2 separate regions of the Mus musculus genome follow, and region 2 is linked to region 1. The links are chromatin loops, found by intact Hi-C in ENCODE. Cell type or tissue: heart. All regions are shown on one strand. Each heading gives the region's core, and the rest is flanking DNA. Links, peaks and the distances in the headings are about the cores only.

Region 1 (9,297 bases), core at 747-8,746:
TATGCTGGCCCACAGCCGGATCTTATGAAGGTGTTTTCTCAATCAAGGTTTCTCTTCTCAGAAGACTACAGTGTGTCAAGTTGACATAAATGTAGCCAGCACTCCATCTTTCCACTCAGAGAGTGAACTACTCCAGCACAGTAGCAGCAGAAGTCTTCATAGCTGCCGACTGCCCGATTAGCACCTGCCACAAACTGGGGTGAGGGCAGGGCGAGCGGGTGGGTGGCTAAATCTTGCCAGGAATTTCAATTCTACAACCAGCATTCAAGACATAGATTGTGAATAGCCACAATTGCCCTAAAATAATCCCTATGTCACTCATAAAATCACATGGCATTACAAATGGAAAGGGGACTGGTGAATTTCCCTCCCCCCATCTTGGCCTCCCTTTGGAGGCACTTGGAGCAGGGGAACTGGGACAGCTTCTATTAGCTGCAATTGTCCTGTCAGCTCTGCGTGTCTTCTCTTTACGTTTGTGCTTTTTTTGTTTGTTTTTCGTTTTTTGTTTTTAGCCCCACACACTGAGTTTCCACAGGGAAATGCAGCCTTCACTGGACCACATAAAGGCTTGATGGATGAATTCTTCCTTCCTCCGACTGGCTCCTCCTCCACTTGACTTTGACTCTGCCAGAGACAGCACCTGGTGGAATCTGGCTGAAAGCACTGGCTCTTCCCTCTCCTCCATTCCTTCCCATCTTCACTGTTCAGTCCGTGTCTTCTCAGACTCCCTACAAGTCAAGTGACACCCACTAGTCCAGGCCCCAAGCACCTCCCACCCTAACTTCCAGGAAAGCCTCCTGCTCAGTCTCCCTGGTCCCTCCACAGCTTCACATGGCCACTGGATCAAGATTTTCTGAAACAGTAATTCAGTCTTATCAAGAGCAGTCACTGGTTATCCATTGGCTATCCACTAGCATCTAGGGCCTGTACAAGCTAGACCCAAGCATTCTTCCACCCTACCTCGTACTCTTTCCCAGAAGAATTCTACTCCTTGCCTATTGTCCAAATCTATCCGGTCATCCCTTTCCACCTCAAATGCCACCCACAGTGAAAATGGAAACACAGTTTCAAACGATGACATCCTGGCTGACCTTTCTCACCAGCACAGCTCCACTTTTGTGTGTTGTATCTTACCCTGCTAGCTCCCGAAAAGAACTGGGGGCTGGCGAGATGGCTCAGCAGTTAGGAGCACTGGCTGCTCTTCCAGAGTCCCAGCACCCACATGGTGGCTCACAACTGTCTGTCACTCCAGTTCCAGCGCCAATTCTGCCCTTTTTGGGCACCAGGAATGCACATGTGGCACAGATATACATGCACGAAAATACTCAAATACATTAATTTTTTAATTAAAAAAAAAAAGGAAGAGAATTGCTGAACATGGTGACGTATGCCTTTAATCCAGCACTAGGAAAACAAAGGTGGGCAGATATCTGTGAGTTTGAAACCAGCCTGGTCAACACAAGGAGTCCCAGAACAACCAGAGCTACATAGTTTCCTAACTTCGAGGAAAGCCTCATGCTCAGGCTCCCTGGTCCCTCCACAGCTTCACATGGCCACTGGATCAAAATTAAAAAAAAAAAAAAAATCACAGGGCTAGAGAGATGGCTCAGTGGTTAAAAGCAATGACTGCTCTTCCAAAAGTCCTGAGTTCAATTCCCAGAAGCCACATGGTGGCTCACAACCATCTGTAATGGGATCTGATTGATGCCCTCTTCTGGAGTGTCTGAAGACAGCTACAATATACACACATACATGAAATAAATACAAATAAATCTTTAAAATAATAATAGGAATATAGAAATAAAGGAAGGAAGAACAAGTGAACAAAAGAAAGAAGACATGTTAGATGTGCATTTCACTAATTCACTCTTCACCCTGCATTCCTGGGCCCTCACAATGCCAGGCACTCCCCCCAAGTGTGGAGACACGCTGTGACACACTCAGAGCTCACAGTCTGGCAGTAGAGGGTAGCAAGAGCAAGCTGTGGCCCACCTGCCCCATAGAGGCCACGAGAAGAGAATGAAAGGGGGGACTCACTCTTACAGGTCCAGCTGGGGAAAGGCTTATTTCCAAGTTGGGGAACATGTAAGCCGAGACCTAAGAATGAACAGAAAATAGCCAAACAGGAAGGAAAAAAAGAATGTTCCAGGTTGAATGGAAAGTCCCGAAAAAATTTTAAGTCTGAAAATAGCACAGGACACGGCTCATTAGAAGAAGTCAAAATAAAAGCAGCCATGGTGGGAGCATACGGAGTAAAGAGGGAGCAGGCAAATGGGATAAAGCCAGTCCAGGTGGCTGTGCCCTGCGACGCTCATAAACCCAATGAAAGAGGCTGTGCTGATCTCCGGGCAAGGGACGGCTTTAGGGAAAGATGTAATACTTTCATGTTGGAAGGTGAGTGAAGGGGAGGAGGCAGTCTGTGTGGAGAACAAGGCTAGACTCAGATCAGGGAAATAGCCGAGGCATCAGAGTAGAGTGGGAGGGAGGGTGTGGACGATATGGCTAATGTGATTTGGTACTGATCTCGGAGGTGCTAAGACAAGGCGAGATGATGAGACCAGAGATGCTCACATAACCTGGACCAGTGCTTTTCCCACAGCAGTCGCTCAGCTGATCACTGTGCAGTGGAGGCTGGTGGGTAAGAAGGCTCCGTGGCTGAACGTGTGTGCTGTGCACTTGTGAGGATCTCACCACCCACAGGACAAGCCAGACTTCTCGCAGATGCCTGTAACTCCAGCTCCGAAGGATTTAATGCCCTCTTCTGGCATCCGCAAGTGCTCCAGTGCACTCACATGCGCACATACTCATCCAACCAGACACATGCACACACACACACACACACACACACACACACACACACAATCTTTACAACGATATTTATACCATAAATGACTTTACAACGAACCAGTGAATGAGAGGCAGAGAAAATTAACAGATAACTTTTCGTAATCCCTTCCAAGGCAGAAATACCTTTATACACTGTACAGACTCAAGAAAGAAGTCAAGAATGGTTTGAGACAGGATCTTGCTATGTAGCCCAGCCTGGCTTCAAACTAGAAATTCTGTCTCCAACTTCTGAGTGCTGGAATTATAGGTGTACTCCACCAAACTACACTCTACTGCTATTTTAGATATATTTTATATCTGTAAGTGCTTTGCCTGCACGTGTCTGTGCATGCAGCGCATGGCATCCAGAAGAGGCCGTCAGATCCCCTACAAATGGACTGACAGACAGTCATGAGGAGCATGTAGGTGCCAGTCCTCTGGAAGAGCAAAAAGCTCTTCACTGCTGTGCCATCTCTCCAGCCCCCTTTCTATGTAGTTCGTTTTCTGTCTCTGTGTAGGTACACATTTGCCACTGTGTGTGTGTGTGTGTGTGTGTGTGTGTGTGTGTGTGTGTGTGTGTGTGTGTAGGTCAGACTACGGTAATCCACAAAGATCAATTCTCTGCTTCCATCATGTGGGTCCTGGAGACTGAACCTAAGTTATCAAGCTTGGTAATAAATGCCTTTACCCACTGAGCCGTCCCACCAGCCCATTTCCTGTTTTTTAAAAGCATGTGTGACTTAGTCAAGATACACACAGGCTCCCTGATAGTATCACACACCTACGATTCAAGCCCTTGAGAAGCAGAGGCAAAGACAATCTCAAACTAGAGGCTGGGCTAGGCTATATGTAAGACTGTTTCAAATGTTTTGCAAGTACACATAGACTTGGTTCTTTGTTTTCCTTTCTTCCTTTTGGTGCTAGGACTTAAACCCCGGCCAAGCAACATTACTCACACGGAGAGAGACAGACAGAGACAGACAGAGAGACACAGAGAGACAGAGAGAGTCAGAGGGAGGAAGGGAGGGAGAGACAGACAGATTCAAACAGAGAGAGGAGAGATTCGGAGGGAGGGAGGGTGGGAGAGAGAGAGACAGAGAGAGAGAGAGAGAGAGAGAGAGAGAGAGAGAATGAAAAACAGTATTAGTGCCTTAGGCTGCCTTTGGTATTTTCACCTCCCTGAGTCTGTCCTAATGATGTCAGGTCATCAATAGCTTTCAACTTCCCCAATTCAAAGCCTCTGGACTACAGAATTCCACATATTCTTGAAAGGGTGCTTTCAGTAATAATCTAAACTATTGAGATAGTCCATTCATTCGTCAGCCTCCTATTTGTCATTTGTAACCTGGTGTTGTAACCATGACAACAGGCTCAGCATCAAGGAGCTACCAGTCCCCTCAAGCATTTAAATTGGACTCTGTATACAAATTAGAAAACGTATCTTCTCCATTTAGTAACTGAAAATGTCTTTGTTGTACAGACACTGGCCGCAAAAGGTGTTGTTTTCATGACGTAATACCACCACCTAGTGGTTGCAACTGTCAAGACAGAGTGCTCAGGAGATTTCCTCTGCAGAGCTCTATTTCCAGGAAGTAACTTTCTACCACTTGAACCCTTCTTCTTTTTCAAGGTAATAAGAAAACTGGGTCAGTTGTGTTGGTTAATTTTCATCAACTTGACATAAACTAGAGTTATTTGGAAAGAGGAGTCTCAATTGAGAAAACACTTCCACCAGATTGCTGGTAGGCTAGCCCATAGGGCATTCTCTTAATTACTGATTGATGTTGGAGGGTTCAGCCCAGCCCTCTGTGGGTCTTGACAGCCTTGGACAGGTGGTCCTTGTGTCTTAGTTAGGGTTTCAGTGTTGTTAAGATACACCATGACTTTGGCAACTCTTATAAAGGACAGCATTTGATTGGGGCCGGCTCACAGGTTCAGAGGAGTTGTATAAGAAAGCTGGCTGAGCAAGCCAGGAGGAACAAGCCAGAAAACAGCCCTTCCCCACAGCCTCTGCCTCAATTCCTGCCTCCAGATTCCTGTCTAGTCAGTGATGGACAGTTACCTGCAAGTGTCTGTAATCCCAGCCCTTAAGAGACTGAGGCAGGAGGGACGCCATGATTTTGAAGCAATGCAGGGCTGCAGAGAGAGCCCCTGCTTCAAACCAACAACAAAAGGTAAATGAAGAGTTAGTTTCCTCTCTAACATGGGTTCTCAACCTTCCTAATGCCGAGACTCTTTAATACAGCTCCTCATGTTGTGGTGACCCCAACCATAACATTATTTCACTGCTACGTCATAATTATCACTTTGTTATTATTAGAAATCATAATGTAAATATCTGGTCGATAGGATATCTAATATACGACCCTTGTTCCAGGGTCATTCAACCTCCAAAGGGGTCGTGACCACAGGTTGAGAACCACCGATGCTGTAACGCATAACAGTACTCTGGTATTAAATAAACATTTGTTAATGCATAACAGAAGAACACAGTAGTTTCATAATCTGGTACTTCATGGCAACAAAAAGAAAAAAATTCTTTCAGATTCCCTTTGGCTCCAAAGGGCCTCTAATCATTTCCATCTAAAGGCCGGGGATATTTCTGTCCCTAATCTAGCAAGAAATTCTTTTAGGCATATTTGAATTAAACTGATTTTTTTAAGGGTCACTGGTGAAACCCTGACCCCTCCCCACCAAACTCAGTGCATCTTCTATAATTCAAAAATGAAAAACAGACTCTGTGGCCCCTGTGGCTAGGACAACACCCAAGCTGGACTCTGGCTCCAAGAGACAGTGTGGACCTAGGCTACAGGTGTATACAATGACCGCACACACAGATAAGCCTGGGCTATGTGTCACCAGGCTATGTGTCACCAGGAAGCACCATCCAAAACCAAAGCGAACTAAACCAAGTGGCCTCCTTCAAGCAGGGGCCAGAGAGTGGCACATGGCAGAGGTAGAGGACTGGTGACTACTTTCTTGGAAATATTAGCCTCTCACGACCATGTTTCAGGAGACTCGACTTCAAGTTCCCCTGTCAAATTATCAAAGCTAATCTCCAAGCTCAGAGTCTTACTTCAGCTTCCCAAAGCCCCGGGTGACAGGAAGTGTCAGTTAGCAGCAGTTACCTGGACCCTCCTTGGTCAGAACACTGCGAGGCTGAGGCAGGGGCTCTAACAGGATGCTACCCCCTTTGTCATTTCTTGTTTATATTGCTTTCTCCTTCCTTTCTGCTTTAGGGTGCCCCATCTCAGTTTACTTTAAAGAGCCAGAGAGCACTCACAGGCACTGTGGGGCAATCAACTGCTGACATTTTTTTGCAGAATGGAGTAGAGTTCGTTGCCTTCTGCATATGCGCTTGTATACTCTTAGACGAGTGAAGTTCTCAACCTTGGTCAAAGAAGCCTTTCTCCGCTATGGGTGATGGTCAAAGTGTGGGCTCATAACTAGTCACCGTACTGGGAACAGACGCTGAGTGCTTGGTCCCAGATGGGACATCTATGACACTTGCTCCAAGTCCCAGGGACGTCATCCAAAAGGGAGTAGATGGACTGTGAAGACCAAAGGATAGAGAAGAGGGGCCACTGCCCTCCTGACAAGATGTGGCCGTTTCGATCATGAGCACAGGGCAGCTGTGATGCCTGCATGGGGCACAAGTGATGTCATGCAGTGTTGAAGAAAAGAATGGGAGACGGCAGATTTGGCTTTCTCCTTTGGTCTGTTTTGAGACCATGTTTAATCTGCCCTTCCAATTAAAGTATATGTAGGATAACAAAATAATTGAAGAGGAAAAGTATTTCTTCAAAGATATCTCAGGCACAGTCCGAAGTTCCACTACCCAGGATCAGAGAGGAAGTGGGAAGGAGACCAGTTTGTCACAGTGTGTTATATACAAATATGATGTCAGTTTTTGGAAAAAAAAAAAAAAAAAAAAAAAAACAAGGTGAGGGGAGTCCAGAGCTGGAGAGGTGTCTCAATGGTTAAGAACACTTGCTGCTCAGTTCACAGCACCCACGTGGTGATTCACAGTTCCAGGAAATCTGATGCCCTCTCTGGCTTCCATGGGTACCAGGGATGTCTATAATATACATATGTACATGCAGGCAAACATCCATACATAATATTAAAATAACTCTTTTACCAAAAAAAAAATGTAAAGAGGGAGTCAGAGAAGGACCCAGATACAGAGGACAAGCAAGCATCGTTCGGCGCTGAACCTGGTTCTTCTGTTCTTCTCGGCCTTCGATCTTGAGTAACTCCCTTCATCTACTTCACGTCAGCCCTGTATTCTGAGCCTTCTCTGTAAAATGAAGACAACACACATCTATCCATAGGATTGGCCAAGGAACCACCCGAAATAGTATGTGGGTTGTTCACCCATCATTAAGGCAAGCATGCTACATGGCTTGCATACCTCACGTAATCCTCCTCACGTAATCCCAGATTCTCTCTGTGGTTCTCCTCATTTGAGGACTGGATATGAAAGGAATGGAATGGGCTCCAGACTGGAAACAGGTTTTACACCTTTGAAAACAGTGCTGATGACAAGCATCTTCCTACTCAAGATGTCGTGATGCAAAAGGAAACTTTGCACTCATCGGGAGGACTGAGGGGCCAGGAGGTGGCTCAGCAGATAAAAAGTGCTTGTCACACAAGCTTAATGATCTGAGTCCATTCCCCAGAACTCATATAAAAGGCACACGAGGTGTATGCATCTGTCGTATGGGCATTCTCACTGTGAGGGAGGGGGAGAGAGGAGAGTCTGAATCTCAAGGGCGAGCTCGGCAGAAGTTCTCCGGAGTGGCAGAAAGAAGAGAAACCTCAACTCGACAAGGTTTAAGGCAAGAATCAACTCGCACAGATTGTCCTCTGACCTCCAGATTTCCACAGTGTCCGCACACACACACACACACAAAGTGTGCACACACAATTTTTTAGACTATAAAGACTACTGTAGTTTCTGAGAGTTGTTTCACCAAGTATTTGGGTCTTGAAGAACAAAACAAAAACCAAACAAGACCCCACAAATATTAGGCCTTCTATTCTGAGTATGAAATTAAGTAAAATTAAGTAAAAATGGGCACCACTCTACCCCACCCCGACTCCCCACCCTGGGAAATTGGGTTGTGCCTGGCGACAAGTCTTGAGGTAGGCTAAAAAGTGGAAACAGTAATAAAATTCAGCCCACAAAGAAAACATTCTACAGCATTCACTCAAGAACTAGCTATTTTCAGGAAAACAGCCCACATAAGAGCTCTTTGATTTCTTCTGCTGTGAAAGTTCAGCTAAATATAGCACAAGCTAGTAACATGGTGACATCATGCAGTGTTGAAGGAAAGAATGGGAGGTGGTAAATTTGGCTTTCTCCCTCGGTCTGTTTTGAGACCATGTTTGATGCATTCTTCTAATCAAACTGTACTTAGGTTAAGGAAATAATTGATGAGGGTAAGTTTCTCTTCAAAGATCTAAGACTTGGCCCAGAGTTCCTCTGTGACACAGGATCTAAGGGGCTCCACCGTTCTCCAGTGAGTCTTTGAGAATATCATAGAGGCATACAGCAAAGAGACACTTACACCACAGGCTAAATGGATCAACAGTTACGTGCACTATTGCTCTTATAAAGGGGGTGGGGGATGGCTGGAGAGATGGCTCAGTCATTGAGAGCGCTGGATACTCTTCCAGAGGTCCTGAGTTCAATTCCCAGGCACCACATGGTAGCTTATGATCATCTATAATGGTATCTAATGCCCTCTTCTGGCATGCAAGTCACAGGTGTACATGCAGATAGAATATGCATGCATATACGATAAATGAAATAAATCTTTAAAACAAAACAGGTTTTGGCACCCACATGACAGCTCCATTTCCACAGGATCTGATCCTCTCTTCTGACCTCAGTGGGCACCAGGCATGCACATGGTACATAGATACCCGTGTAGGCAAAACAGTATATATACTTGGAATAAACTAAATAAACATTTTAGAAAAAGAGGATGGAGAAATTTTTTTTCATGAAAATATACAAAAGTGGACAGGCAAGATAGTTCAGTGGGTATAGGCACTTGCTGCCAAGTCTGACAACTCAAGTTTGAACCCAGAGCCCCTCATGGTGAAGGAGAGAACCAAATCTCACAAACCTTTGACCTATACTCAAGTGCCACATGTGCGTGCACACACGTGCACACACACACACACACACACACACACTGGTGTATTTTTAAAAGTATTTCCTTTTTTAAAAATTGTTCATTTTTATTTTATGTGCATTGGTGTTTTGCCTGCATGTATGTGTATGAGGATGTTGGTTCCCCCTGGAACTGGAGTTACAGACAGTTGTAGGCTACCATGTAGGTGCTGGGACTGGAACCCAAGTCCTTTGGAAAAAACAGCAATACTTTTAACCACTGAGCCATCTCTCCAGCTCATTTGGTTGTTCATTTATTTGTTATTTACCTATTTATTTATTTACTT
Region 2 (9,297 bases), core at 706-8,705, 58 kb before region 1:
AAAAAAGGCTCTATTTTCATAAACCTCAGATTCATCTGTAGGTCATTTAAAAATATTATTCTTTTTCCTTTGAAAACCCAGAGTCTGATCCAGTGTGAGGCCCTGTCCAGCTCCAAACAGCAAAGTCCAGCTGCCTGGCAGGAGGGTGAGGCTGCCATCCTAGGCCATTCACTTACCAGAATCCACAGCCTGGACTCGGACCGGAGAGTCACAGCAGATGGTGAAGCCAAAGCCGTCTTTGCCCCTCCGGATGGTGATCTAGGACATAACCTTGTCCAGTTACTCCAGAGTTTCAAAACTGGGAAGCCTCTAAGCTCCACCCAGAGCCACCTTCCTCTCCACAGGGAGTCAGAGCTGAGAAGGAGTCAGCCAGCCTCCTCTACCTATCTCTGACCCACCATCTTAACCCTGACTTATGCAAAGTCAAGCAGAGAGCAGAATGGATGAGATCAAGGAAAAGGGAAACCCGTTTTCCTCTTGGTCCTAACAGCCCCAACCCTTTACCCAAGAGCCGTCTGGAATTCTACCTCCTCTCCCCACTGAAGACCAGCTTCCTTTCCCACGGAGGTCTTGGGATCTAAGCCCATGGTTTGCCTTGGGCTAAGGACACACACTTTATTTTATTTAGAAATCAAGCCAAGCGGGTGGCCGCCCTCCCTGAGGGCCAGGCAGGAAGATGTAGCATGTTCTCTCTTAGCCCATGGCCAAGTGTCAGCTGAAGAGTGATGGGGTTCACAGGCACGGGCAGAGCCGCAGCCTCCTGGATAAACCTGTACTAGCCACGGGCTTCATTCTGCCTACAAAGGAGTATGGGTGTGGGAGGCCACAGTCTGTTTTCAGAGGTCCGATCAAAGGACCCCCTCCACGCCCGCCCATCTTTGAAAATGATTTAGTGCAGTGGTTCTCAATCTTCCTAATGCTATTAATGCTACTACCCTTTAATACAAGTCTCGGGTTGTGACTCCAACCATAAAATTATTTTTGTTGCTGCTTCGTAACTGCAATTTTGTACTGTCAGGAACTGTAATGTAAATATTTGATATGCAGGATATCTGAGATCTGACCCCTGAGAAAGGGTTAGGGTCGAGACCCACAGGTCAAGAACCGCTGGCTCAGCAGTTAGGTGCATAGACACTGACTCTTGCTAATACTAGCTCTTGGGTTCTATTCCCAGTCTCCAAGTCAGCTCACATTTGCCTATAACTCCAGCTTCGGGGGGAATCCAACACCTCTGACCTACACATGGCCAGGCACACATATAAGCATAGTTTAAAATAAAATTAAAAAAAATTTTTTTAAGACAAAATCTTCCAAAAAACAAAAAGAGCGATTCTGTGTGCAGCATGGCCCACTGGCTCATTCAGATTACTTAGGTCAGAAAAATGGCTTCAAGGGGGAGTCCCAAGATACCCCTAGGGCAGGGAAAGACCAGGGTGAGTCCCAATGAGGCACAAAGAGAAGGTGTCCTGGACAGAGACGGGGAGAGGAGGAAGGCATCTCCGAAAGCCTAGCACAGGTCAGGCAGGGCACAGCCGCATGCAGAGCCTTGAGCTGTCTCTCAGGGCTGGGCACTGTATTCACCTGCTGGTAACCCAAGGCCAGGCATGAGGAAGGGGAGCAGGCGGGAGCCCAGGGTGACCAAAGGTCCCCAGGCTCTGCTTCCCACCAGTCCTGGGCCTGGATTCAAAGCAAGTTTGTAAAACAGGAAATCTGACAGACAAGCGGGGGAGGGGGAGGGAGGCAGGAAAATACCCTATTCCCATAAGAATTCTGGGAAAACACATAGCTAAGACAGGAAGAGAAGGAAAAAAATATGGAAAGAAAGCAAAACAAAGCCGGGAGTGAACGTGGAGAGCTGGAGGGATCTCGAGTTGCCAATCCAGCAGAGGCCCAGAGAAGACAGCAGGAGCCACTCTGTGGGGCTCACAGGGAACTTGGGACCTACCTTCCACACCACACAGGACTACTTCTAGCCCTGCCCCAATCTTATGTCACAGGGCGCTGAGGATGGCCCCTCCTGTCTGGAGGGTAAGCCCCAGATCCTTGGTCTGAAGATAAATGTGGCGCTCTGGCACTCTGGTCCGGCCAGGGCCAGGAGGCTCTTCACCGCCTCCTGAGTGCCACCTCGGAGAACAATCCTACCCCATTGGCTAGCAAAGGAGTGACGGGAAAGGGGCTAGAAAGGAATGAGAGCATTGCCCAGGTCTGTGGGAGGAGCAGGCTGCAATGGAGGCCTCTGAGCACACAGAGTAGTGTCCAAAGAGTCAGTCCTCCAAGACAAGAGTCTGTCCTAGACCCCAAAGAATACGGCTTCAGCAAGCCCATTTTACAGAGAAGGTAAGCAAGGCCCAAAGTGAGGGCATACTCCCCCCAGCGATCCTCTCTGACCTTGGGCTCAAGAAAGGGGACAGCCCTCTCCTGACTCTGGAACCTCAGCAGGTCCTGTCAGGTGCCCTTCCCAGGGTGGCTCTTTCTCTTGCCTGTCAGGGGCAAGCACTGCCGCCCCTCCCGAGTCTCAGCTATGCCAGCACCTGAAGAGTATCTGACGTTCTGTCACACGTGGGCTCCTGTCCCTAACTGCCAGCATTTATTACCTACTCCCTGGAGGTGAGCAGCAGACACAAGACTTTATAGGGGTCACCTTTTCCTCCCACGGGCTTGACCATATGTCACCACTCCTGTTTTAGGGACAAGCGACTGTAAGCTGCTCAATAGATCAGTTAAAGGGGACCACAGTGGGCTAGAGCTCTGGTCCCACAGAAGGTCTAGTATGTTCAATGCTGCCCCGGCGTCGATGTGGGAGCCATCTTACCCTGAGTCCAGCCCATGCGTGTACCAGGTCCCACTCTGGTCACCAGCACATTCCTGTGCCCTGGCCCCTGGTCCCAAGAACACCTGGGATTTCATTACCTCCTATCCGGCGCTCACCCTGTCTTATGTTTATAAACATCTAAATGTTCTTGCCACAGGGACTAACTTCAGGAAAGTAGGGAGCATAGATTGAGGTCAACGGTGCAGGAAAATGTTAGAAAGAACATCTGGGTCCCCAGTGATGGAGGCAGGTGCCGGGGGGGGGGTGGGGGTGGGGGGGAAATGGGCCTCTGCCTGTGACCTATACACTATAGAGTTAAGCTCCAGATTCTAAAGAGGGTCTTCTCTGTATTTTTTACAGTCAGGGCAATTCGTGTGGTCCCTCCATCTTGGACACTACACAAATCTGGATATATTTTACCTTCATCCCTACTCCTGATCCCCATTCCTATGTATAAGAAATAAAAGTGGGCTGGTGAGATGACTCAGCAGGTAAGAGCACTGAGTGCTCTTCAGAAGGTCCTGAGTTCAAATCCCAGCAACCACATGGTGGCTCACAATCACCCGTAATGAGATCTGACACCCCCTTCTGATGAGTCTGAAGTCAGCTACAGTGCACTTATGTATAATAATAAAAAATGAAGCTTTGGGCTGGAGCAAACGGGGCTGACCGTAGCAAGTGGGGTTGGCTGGAGCAAGCAGAGATCCTAAAAAATTCAATTTCCAATAACCACATGAAGGCTCACAACCATCTGTACAGCTACAGTGTACTCACATACATACATAAATAAATAAATCTTAAAAAGAAAGAAAGAAAGAAAGAAAGAAAGAAAGAAAGAAAGAAAGAAAGAAAGAAAGAAAGAAAAGCTAGTTCTAGAAGAGTCTTTGGGGTGAACGTGACCATCACTCCTGACTCTTCCCTGCCTCCCAGCCCAGGAGCTAAGAGACAGATGCAGTGAAGTTGGCCTCCAGAGCCACAGCAATCCCGGAGTCACTTCAAGGCAATGGTGGCAGCCGGGAGGAAAAGATACACATACGCTTACAACACACCTCACCTAGATGCACACACCAGTACACACAAGGGACATCATGGGTACCGCTGCCCACCAGAAACAGGAAAGTCAGCAAAACTGCAGCTTTCGGGAGTCCCTTAGCCCCCCAGCCCAAACCCAGCACCACTAATCTCAGACCTGACATGGCGCTTTTTTTATTCCAATCACCTCCTCCTAGATAATAAAAGCAAAAGCAAAAACCAAGCAGCAACAGCTAACTCATCTCATCAAGGATCCCAGGCAGTGGATAGGAAAACACTCAGAACTGGCCTCAGCTGCCTATAACCCGGGGCAGTAGGTAGCAGGCTGGGCCATGGGACCAACCCCTGTCTCTAATGTGCCTGCAGGGAACAGGGGGAGGCATAGATGGGCTTGTGGAGAGAGAGATTCTATATGGATGAGCCCCATCCCTGATTCCCACTATCACAGTACCCAGGGGATCAAGCACCCACCTGCCGGTAGCGGCGTTCTGAACACACTTTGCAGAGCCCATTGAAGCGGTTCATGGCTGCGGATCCTGCCTCGGCTGCCTCCCCATGAAAACCCAGCTCTCCCCCCCCAGTAGCGGGAGCCCACACTGCACCCTGTCAGCCTGGCATGACCGCCCTGGGAAGCCCGCCTCTCAGAAGAATGGCAGGAAATCACCTCTCACCTCCCCGGGCCCTGTCTGTGCTGTGTGCCTCTGCAGATAAGCCCGAAGGCTTCCTGAAACCTCAGAATGACAAGGAAGAGGGAGAGTTTTATATTAAAATTCCTGTCAACTAGTTAGTATTCCTCGGGCCTGGCTGGCGGGGAGAGGGCGCCTTTGTTCTGGCTGCATTCTCTGCCCTGGGACGCTCTGTGAGAGCAGTGTTCTCACAAACAGCCCTGACTGCCTGCTGGAGGGAAACTCAAGCAGAAAACACACCCTGTTCTGTAACAGCACACCTCCTTGTGAGTCCCAGGGTCCAAAATCCAGTAGACCAGCCCAATGGGGACAATCCAGGATGCTGTGAACACTATACCCATAAACAACCCATCTTAAGTCAGGGCATTCGAAACATCTGGAGGCTGATGGACACTCAGGAGCTACTTAAGAGTCAGCTTCTGAATTCACAATAGACAGGCTATGCGAAGGAAATGATGGCACGCAGACCAAATGGTCAAATGTGCAAATGGGCTCCCAGCCACGGGGCACCTGACTCCACATCGTAACAACAAAGAAGGGGAGGCCTAGAGAGGTTACAGTCAAATGCCAGGTTAGGACCCAGGCCTGCAGTCAGTACCTTGACATCCCAGGATCAGTTCTCGTGGGTAGCACAGCATGAACCCAAGCCCCTCTGCCCTCCTAGGAGACCCCCAGAAAAGCCCACCTGCTCACTCATGTAGTTAGAACAGAGGCTGTGCCTTGGTTTGATTGCTGAGTGACCCTGGGCAGGTGACCTACACCTCAAGGTCTTTCAAATGGAGGATTTGAATAAGTGACCTCTCACTTCCCCACACCTCTGCCAGTCACTGTCTCTGCTGAGCACTGTGGACATCATCAGGTGCACAAACCCCCAAATCCAACTCAGAACAGTGTCCTCGGGGACATGGGACAGTAGACAGGAATCTAACACAAAGCAGGTCTTTCATGGGCCACCTAGAGACCTGCAACGCAGGTATCCAAGTCATTCCCACATATTCCTAGGGTGGGCCCATAGTTACTCTCTCCACACAGAGAGTGGGGAGATCTTTGGAGCTATCCCTGGAGCTAGAGGAAGCCTCTAGACTCCTAGTGAAGCCATAAAAAACACATCTGGCAGATTATCCAAGCACTATAAGAGAGGCTGGATGTTTGCACAGGACACGCTGACGTTACCTAACACGAACTAGAAGCTGTGGCTCTGTTCCTCAGCTCTGCTTGCTCCAGCCAGGTGCTCAGAAGCTGCAGGCGGCAGGCAGCTACTGTGATGGCCAGTGATATGTTGAACTGTATGTTCCACAAGGGAGTGAGCCAAGGCTCTGTCCAGAACCCAGCAGCAGGCTGGGGTCGGCACAGGTGTAAACCACCCCATAGTGTCCAAGGGATTGGATGAACGGGTGCACAATAGCACCCAAGGGGTTAACTGCAATACAAGAGGTCAAGGAGCACTGACATCTCAGGTCTCCTTGGTGAGGACACACTCCAGAGACCGTGTGGCATGGTGCCCAGAAGAGATAAAGAGGCTCTGCCAATCTCTTGCTGGCTGAGTGGCCACAGTGACATAACACCTAAGATCTATATGTCCTCTTATCTGTAAGGTGGGGTGGTGACAGCCACCTCACAGGAGGTGATGAGAGTTAGATCACAATCTCACCCCAGGGGCTGATTGATCGTAGAGAGTTTGATTTTCCTTCTCCTACTAAAGAAAACCGTGAGTCACCATGACAGGTTCTCCAAAGAGATGGAGTTAACTTTGGACAATTCACCCAAATCCCTGTATGACGTTCCTCTCCAGATTCACAGCTGGTAGGAAGCCAGAAACCCGTCACTTTCTGATTCAGAGTTACGGCTGCTTCTTAGCCCCAGCAGGCTTAACCTGTGAAGGTGCCATGGTTCTCAGAGACAGAGAAGTTCTGGGGACCTGAGGGAAGGGAGGATTCTATTTCTAGAGGCAAAAAAGAAGAAAGGGGGGAGGGAGAGAGAAAGAAAAGAAAAGAAAAGAAGAGAAGAGAAGAGAAGAGAAGAGAAGAGAAGAGAAGAGAAGAGAAGAGAAGAGAAGAGAAAAAAGAAAAAGAGAAAAGGAAAGGAAAGGAAAGTGAAGGGAAGAGGAGAGGGGAGGGGAAGGGAAGGGAAGGGAAGGAGAGAAAAGGAGAGAAAAGAAAAGAAAACTCAGAAAGATCCAGTCACCTACATTTCCTGGCTCTCTCCCATCCCTGCAAAGGTCACGAATGACCAAGACCTATGTACAGGGCAATTTCCAATGCCACACCTTAGGAAAGTTAAGAACTCTCTTTCACAAGGCATGACTTGCTGTGTTCCAAATCCCAAGCTGCCCTCTTTCACGGTCACTTCCAGAACCAAGAGGCTGACAAAGAGGAGAACCACCAGAGACCCTGGAGCCATGCTCAGGTTCTACCAGCCCCAGCCAGGAGTGTGCCCACCTACCTGGAGTTTCTCCCCGTTCTCAGGGTCCCCCTCTCCTGGCATTCTCAACAGCATGTCTAGAAGATAATAGAGCTGAGTCAGAAAGCTCCTACTGGCATGAGGGCCCAAGCACAAACCGACCATGGGTGAGACTGTCGGGACAATTCCTGCCTTCCAGGATAGGAGGATGCCAAGGCTCAGAGCAAACAGAGGCTTGAGAGCCAGGGCTGTGAGGGAAAGAACAGTACCGAAGGAACATGTAATCCAAGCCCGGAGTCTCAGGGCCATGGCAGGCCCTAGAAACATGCGTGCCTATGGTGGTGGGGTTCTAATGGTCAGCAAGGTGCCACGGGGATGGGGGGCTTCTGAGACATAGAGTCTGGGAAGGAGAATTTTGGGAAGTCCTGAAGCTTCTGTGAGTGGAGCAGGGGACTGATCTGTGTGAAGCGAGGTGGCACAAACTCAAAGTCTATCATATGGTCAGGAGTAGCCTGCAATCTTATAGGCACTGGCAAGAAATGCCAGAGAGGCAGAGGTTAATGCCTCACTCAGTCAGGGTCAGGGAGCTTCGAAGGGCTTGTACACACCTCTCAGGGGCTGGAGCCGCCGCCTAGCCACCTTGAGGTGCTTGGTCCGACCCAGGTCCTCCCCTAGCAGATAGTACCAGCCACTGATCTCCTGTCGTGAGAGAAGGAAAGATATGATCAGTCCAGAGAAGCAGAAGGCACAGGTCAAGCTACCACTAACCCTTCAAAAACAGACAAACAAACAAACACCTGCAGCTGGCCATTATTCCCCCAAAGCAGATGGTTCAGCCTCCGTGCCCCAAGGTTGCCATTTACACCTTCAGGAAGCCTTCCCTGATTTTCTGGACGGAAGTGATCCTCCCTTAGCCTCTTATGCCTGGACAGTTACGGGCTTTGCCTCCTGCCTCCCTCCTGCCTCCTGCCTCCTGCCTCCTGCCTCCTGCCTCCTGCCTCCTGCCTCCTGCCTCCTGCCTCCTGCCTCCTGCCTCCTGCCTCCTGCCTCCTGCCTGCAGCCAGACTCTTTGACCTACCTAATATTGAGCCTGGTAAACAGTAGGTGCTCATTAAATATCTGTTTACAGAACAAAAGGGAAAGAGTGAAGAACAGTGGAGAGGCCACAAAAGCAGATACTCAAGACCCCTGTGCAGTCTCCATGAGCAGCACCTTTCTGAGGAGACCAAAGCCACAGCTATGGCCGGGAGATCAAGAGAACCCGCACAGGAGCCATCTCTTGACATCATTCCAGGACACAAAGCTGCGTGGTAGGGTCTCAAAATGGGCCACAAGGACATTTTCAAGATGTGCAAAAGCCATGTACCCCTCCCGACTCCTAAGCTTTTAGTTTGGGGCTGCAGAGCCAAGTAAGGCCAGCTAAGTGACAGTGATGCAAAGAAGAGAATCCTGAGCCTGTGTCCTCAGCCAGCCTAAGAGGACTGCAATCAGTGTCAGTGCTTTCTAGCCCCATCCAAGCGTCTCCTGAGCCCAGAAGACAGATCAAGAGGACCCTTTATGGCATCCTGGCATCTGCCAGACTCAGCACTTCCTAGGGAGCCTAGGGGCTGCCAAACTCCCCTCTGTAAGGGAACCCAAACCCTCAGCCAGGCCAGTGACAACAGCAGCCTGTAATTTAGACTACCAACATCTACCTCAGTGGGACACAACATCACAGAGAGCAGCTCAAGCCAAGCATTTCCAGGGTCAACGTGACTATACCAGCCAGGGCCTTGGTGGGCTATTGCTTCAGGAGCTTCCCAGCAACTCACCTTGTCCGGAGTCAAGAGAGACCTCACCCCAAAGCTCATGCAGCCAATAAGCGTATGCTGCCTGGAAGGAGAGCAGAGAGTGAGTCTCCCACGGTCTGTTCAAGGAAGTCAAAGGTTCCACAGTCTACGCGTGGCTTCCTAAGAGCACCTCCGCCTGCTTCAGTTCCTTCCTTCTTCCCACTTTGTGAGGTGGGCAGAGAAGTTCTACTCAGTCTCTAGAGGAAAGCACCAAGCTTGCTCGGTCCCCTTCCCAAGGTCACAGAATACTTAGTATTGACTTCGGTCCCCTTCCCAAGGTCACAGAATACTTAGTATTTATTAGTCAGGTCCGAGAAAACCTGAGCAGATGCTGCACTCTCTGATGCCATGGGAGCTCAGGCTACCTTGAGGAGGTTAGCTGTCCTAGTGCTGGCTAGGTGGAGAGGGTTGTCCCCATCAGAGATTCTTAGCCACCACCTCAGCTGGGGACATGCAGTAAGCAGAAAGTTATGGGGCCTCCACTCACACAGCCTTGCCTCACAGCCAAGCAGGACCTTAGCAGTTCTCAGATGGCTGG

What was found. Hi-C counts contacts between places; a loop is a spot of excess contacts. Peaks named below come from ENCODE experiments on the same cell type or tissue, not always from the same donor. Only the 100,000 strongest peaks of a DNase experiment are listed, where the experiment ranks them.
Region 2: a loop joins it to region 1, with 3 times the contacts of the local background. A loop is called at or near these places in 8 of 42 quality-filtered maps.

The regions. Positions count from the first base shown.
Region 1 is chr4:62,556,488-62,565,784 of GRCm38, reverse strand. It overlaps a transcript of Rgs3 not described here. Among named protein-coding and RNA genes, the nearest start is that of 4933430I17Rik, 36 kb to the right of the region's middle. In heart, for the core only: a CTCF peak has its summit at 4,357 (motif pointing left); no DNase peak of the experiment used is centred there; H3K27ac peaks cover 1,731 bases; H3K27me3 peaks cover 5,982 bases.
Region 2 is chr4:62,614,806-62,624,102 of GRCm38, reverse strand. Rgs3 (regulator of G-protein signaling 3) reads right to left here and starts at 4,431. Exons shown (of 16, transcript NM_134257.3): 1 at 4,316-4,431; 2 at 177-258. The coding sequence starts at 4,369. In heart, for the core only: CTCF peaks have their summits at 1,578 and 4,641; DNase peaks (open chromatin) are centred at 1,652, 2,062, 4,512, 5,862 and 2 weaker places; H3K4me3 peaks cover 4,062 bases; H3K27ac peaks cover 6,188 bases; H3K27me3 peaks cover 5,118 bases.